Regions from separate parts of the Homo sapiens genome. Here region 2 is linked to region 1. Evidence: read pairs that join two places in POLR2A ChIA-PET (ENCODE). Cell type or tissue: OCI-LY7. All regions are shown on one strand.

What was found. ChIA-PET counts read pairs that join two places held together with the same protein. Peaks named below come from ENCODE experiments on the same cell type or tissue, not always from the same donor. Only the 100,000 strongest peaks of a DNase experiment are listed, where the experiment ranks them.
Region 2: POLR2A ChIA-PET joins it to region 1 with 7 read pairs; 1 of 35 experiments calls an interaction of 5 or more read pairs at or near these places.

The regions. Positions count from the first base shown.
Region 1 is chr14:22,390,893-22,393,392 of GRCh38, forward strand. The region is part of intron 2 of TRD-AS1 (TRD antisense RNA 1); the gene reads right to left. It also overlaps TRA. Among named protein-coding and RNA genes, the nearest start is that of TRD-AS1, 91 kb to the right of the region's middle. In OCI-LY7, CTCF peaks have their summits at 1,151 (motif pointing right) and 1,356; a DNase peak (open chromatin) is centred at 1,179; H3K4me3 peaks cover 782 bases; H3K27ac peaks cover 1,650 bases.
Region 2 is chr14:22,892,361-22,894,860 of GRCh38, forward strand. RBM23 (RNA binding motif protein 23) reads right to left here. Exons shown (of 14, transcript NM_001077351.2): 14 at 844-2,500. Among named protein-coding and RNA genes, the nearest start is that of REM2, 10 kb to the left of the region's middle. In OCI-LY7, no CTCF peak of the experiment used is centred here; a DNase peak (open chromatin) is centred at 1,551; H3K4me3 peaks cover 619 bases; H3K27ac peaks cover 1,706 bases.

The DNA of each region.
Region 1 (2,500 bases):
ACTTTACAGACAATTATGTGAGCAATTCAACCTTTTATACATTATGCTGTAGTTACCCAGCTCCTGAACTAGTCATCAGGTATTTTATTTGTTTTTTAACGTGATCAGGAAGTTTCTCTGACTCATTTCTCTATCTTTGCAGAGGAACAAGGTAGGAGAGCAACAGGGGCAGGAACAGAGAGGATTTCAAGCTTGATGAAGGTTCAGTAAGTCAAGTCATAGGTCAACTAGAAGAAATAAAGCAGGGGAAGATTTGGGGTGGGGCTGAAGCTCCATTGTTTCCATGACACCATAAGATAAGTGGTGATCTAGGTGATCTAGGTGTGCAAAGGTGAAACAAAACGAAAGACGCAAACATTGTACTAGTTTCAGGTTTTGCCAAGAGCAGATTGGCTGCCAAGGCTACTTCAGCCTTGACTCATATAGATCCATGATCTGGGAGGCAAGACAGCGTCCTGCTGTGCTGGACATCTCAGTGACATTGACCCAACTGGGGGAACTCCCTGAGGTTAAGAAAACCTCCCTCCAAGGCTGAGTTAATGAACTACCTAGATGTAAGACAGGAGACTGAAAACATTTAAGTCCCAGGAAAAATGCAGACTTACCTTCTTATGACCTAGATCTCTTTGCAAATCTAATGAAAAAGGTTTGTTATGCACAAATGTTTCCCTCCAATTTTATTTCAGGAGATTTGTGCTCTTTCCTGGACTGCCCCTGAACCTGGAGGTAATAATTCTAGATCAAAGTCTCCCTAGAACCTTGAAAAGGGTGGACTGAGAAGACTGGATATACAGCTCTAGGCAACCAGTCCTCCACTGCCACCACCATGCTTTCTAATCTCCAGGGGAGCCTGGTCATCTTGCTGGACAATTGCTGTTTCTCCTGACAAAATCCAAGTTAGGAAACTGACAGGGTCTTTGTTTCTATTTCTCTCTATGCCTATCTCTCAAGGTGCCCTGTCATTAATGAATCTTAATCCTCACTTTTATTTCTCAACTCTGGCTCCCAATTTCTGTTTTCCCACCCCTCATCTGGGGGAGCCACCCGGAACCCCCTCATTAATCCACAGACAGCCATCTCAGGACTTCATGCTAAGAATTCATTGTTTCCCACTTTCCTGCATTTGAACACTGGAGGGCAATGCTGGACCAGCCAAAGCACTCTAGGTGCTCCGCTCCATCTTTGTCTCAACCTTGCCTGTCATTTCAGGAAGCAGCCTCTGGTTGGAAGCCAAAACCAAGGACCAGTGGAGCGCCCATAGGCTAGCAGAACAGCTAGGTCTATTACAGCATCTCCCCCACACGGGATCATAGGAATAAAAGGTAGCTCACGGAAAAGCACATCTGGTTTCATGGGTGACACAATCCCCTGGGAAAGAAACTGAGCGGGGTGCTTGCCTAACTGTGTCATTAACCAGAAACAATCTGTGTCTCTGACTAGGGGATGCAGATTCCTACCTGTCTTCACTCACTCAGATGTAAGCCCCTGGAGGGTAATGTCTTAGTAAGGTCTGCATTCCTGTAGCAAGCACAGTGTTTGGCAACAAATACTTGCTGGATGAATAAATGGATGAATGCGTGTATGGATACATATGTATAAAATGGAACTGGCCATTTTCAGATTTGTTGTTGTTTTCTAGCTCTTATGACACCCAAAGTTTAAATCATTAATCAGTTGCTGAGCATTCTTAGTCTTAAAGACAACTAAGGATGGTCAGGTGGTTAATTAAATCAGTGGTTGTCATTGTACAAATGTTATTTCAAACACCACTTCAAGAGTTTCAGGTCTCTTATTTTTAGGAAGTCCTTCATTGTGTCATCCATGTGTCCTCAGACCTCACCAGCCTGTGGATTACAAAATACAGACACTATTTCATTAATATTCAATTTACAAGAACCTGCGGGCTCATCATGTGGAATATTGAGTATCCGTGATGTCCCCAAGTGATTTGTGGGCATTTCATGTGCCACAGTGGGTCCCCACGGGGCTTGACAGTTCCATGGAGCCAGAGCTCTTCTTCAGGCCATCTTTCATCATCTTGTGAGACTTTTCTCCAGGCTGCTCTCCCCTCTACCTTCACCACAATGGATCCCATGTCAGGTGGACATGGTCTACTCTCTTAATCATTCAAAGCACTGCTAAATGTTTGAGGAAGAAAGAAGAGCACATTTTGAGACCCAAAACCCAACTTGAGACTCTTTCTACCTCCAGGCAGGCTTACGCATAGCAAAGACCAGCTCAAGGCGCCCGGTAGAAGTCTGCAGGCATCTCCATATCTCCAAGTGCAGAGAGCAGAGGAGATTTTTTCTTCTCAGTCCAAGACTAGTTCTTTTCCTGCCCTGGGATGATTGACAGTGAGAAAAAACATTTCCTCCAGGGAAGCGCTCTACCTGCCCCTCCACCTTCTCAGACGGGGCCCGACCTTCATGACCCCGACAAAGCAAACCTGGTGCTCAACTGTCTTATTAGATCTTCTAACACTATGTGTGTGACATCAACA
Region 2 (2,500 bases), 500 kb after region 1:
ATGGAGAAGGTGGAGAAGCAGCTGCCAAAGAGGTAGTGGGAGAACTAGGATTGAGCCTGTTGTGACTGCTGCCAGAGGAGGGGTTTCTAGGAGAGTATCACCAATGGTCAGATGTGGCCAGAGAGGAGGATGAGGAACAAGAAAGGCCCAGTGCCTTTTACGTGGCAGAAGCTTAAAACATGTCTTTCGTGTATGGAAGACCATGATGGCAAGACCTCCCCCACGAGGGGAGCCACACACCATGAGCCTCCCTCCCCCAACTCAGCCAGTCCCATCAGCCCGACCCATCTGTGTGTTCCCTCCAGACGCCTACAGGGAATAGCTCAGAACAGACGGAAGCTGAAGCCAGGCTCCCGCCAGACTTGGGAGAGGTGAGGCCTTCTCTGAGAGCCAGGCCATTCTCTCTTTCTCTCTCAAGGCAAAGTAGAGCCATTGATCTTGGCTGGGGTGAGAGGTCAGCAGAGGGCACTGGGACCTGAGCTGCCATGCCAGGTAAGGTCCTTTCTGTCCTCATGCATCTCTTAACCACTGCAATTTTGTCTTGGAGTCCGTGTTCCCTTACCAGCCCCTGCCCAGCCCCTGCTACTCCCACTCCCCTTTGCCCACAAGACCGCCTCATTGGCCCAGAGCATAGACTTTGTGTGCTCTCCCCTGAGGGTCAGAGGAACGGGGGAGTCCTGCATCTGGAAATTTTTCCACTCTGGGCCTCTGCCTACAGATGAGCTTTTAGGCCGTGCTGCATCTGAGCCCTCTAGAGAGACTGGAACAGGGGCTCTTCTCTTCTGAAAGACTGCCGGGGTCATACGTGGAAGTCCTCTGGGTTAAACCCTCACTCCCAGGAAGTTCACACACACACATCTTTTTATTAATCTAATATAGTTTCAATCCACATCAATCTAAGTAAATTTTCCTGGACATTTTAATCTTTCATCCACAAATGCTAGAAGACATTTTGTTTCTCTCAAGTACTAAACATCTGCAATATGCCAATCAGTGTGCCGGGCCCAATGGGGAAAACAAATACAAATAAGACACAATTTCTGCCCGTCAAATAGCTTGCAATTAAGCTGGGGAGATGGATGAGGTGATACAGCACAAAACAGGCAAAATAGCAGCAAACAATACCACATTCTATCTAACTGGGGGCTACCTCATGTGCTCCAGGAATTCTGAATGGAAGAAACAGTAAATTTGGAAGACATATTTTAGAAACTGGGCCTTAAAGGATATGTAGGCTATAGATAGTTGAGAGAAAGAAGGAAAAGCATTCCTTGTGGTCAAACTACATGAGCAAATGCACAGAGAAGAAACAGTGGGCAGCCCACCACATGAGGAAAAGGCCCTTCCTATAAAGAAGGCAGCAAAATTTGGGTGGATGGTGCAGTCGTCAAAGGACACAAATGCCGGACAAGAGCATACTGCTTCTCAGGCCTTTATCATCTCGGTGACTCCCTGATGGATATGCTTAAGGTCCCTTTTCATCTATTTGAATATTGATGTCAAGTTTCCACAGCTTAGTGGCCTTGAAAACTCCAGATGTGAATGCAAATTCAGTAAGCCCTTGAATGCTTTTCAATTAGTGCTCAGGATGTTTCCTGGATGGGGGTCTGTGGATGAAGTCACTCTTAACCTGTCTGGTTTGCTGAACTCAGCTATGCTATCCCAACTCTAAAATGAAGAATACCTACCTTATAGCGAAGTCATGAGGACTAAATAAAAGAGCAAAGATCTTTGTAATTTCTCAAGCATTATACAGAGAAGCGGTGGAAGTAGTAATGCCTTTTGCAACCTATGTCCTGGCCCTTTATTTAGGCATCAAAGCAGCTTGCTAAACTCTCAAAGCACAGCACCATTTGGAGATAAAAATTTAAGTTATGGTCTACAAAGTCCAACGTGCCTTCCATAGGACTCACGGGTAACACTTTTTTGGGTTTTGTCATCTGATGGAAGGTTGGGGGACAGATTGGCAATTGAAGCTCCACGATGGTATTTTACTGCATGATTTTCCATTTTTGTGTTCAAATTACAACTTGACTTTAAGCAGAGGACCTGTGCTGATTTAAAATACTTACTCAGGTCGGGCAATTGGCTCACGCCTGTAATCCCAGCACTTTGGGAGGCCGAGGTGGGTGGATCACTTGAGGTCAAGAGAGAGACCAGCCTGGCCAACATGGTGAAACCCTATTTCTACTAAAAAAAATTACAAAAATTAGCCAGGCATGGTGGTGGGTGCCTGTAATTCCAGCTACTCGGGAGGCTGAGGTGGGAGAATCACTTGAACCCGGGAAGCAGAGGTTGAAGTGAGCAGAGATCGCAGTGAGCAGAGATCATGCCACTGCACTCCAGCCTGGGTGATAGCATGAGACTCTGTCTCAGAAAAATACATAAATAAGGCCCAGCCGGGCGCAGTGGCTCACGCCTGTAATCCCAGCACTCTGGGAGGCCGAGGCGAGCGGATCACTAGGTCAGGAGATCGAAACCATCCTGGCTAAAACAGTGA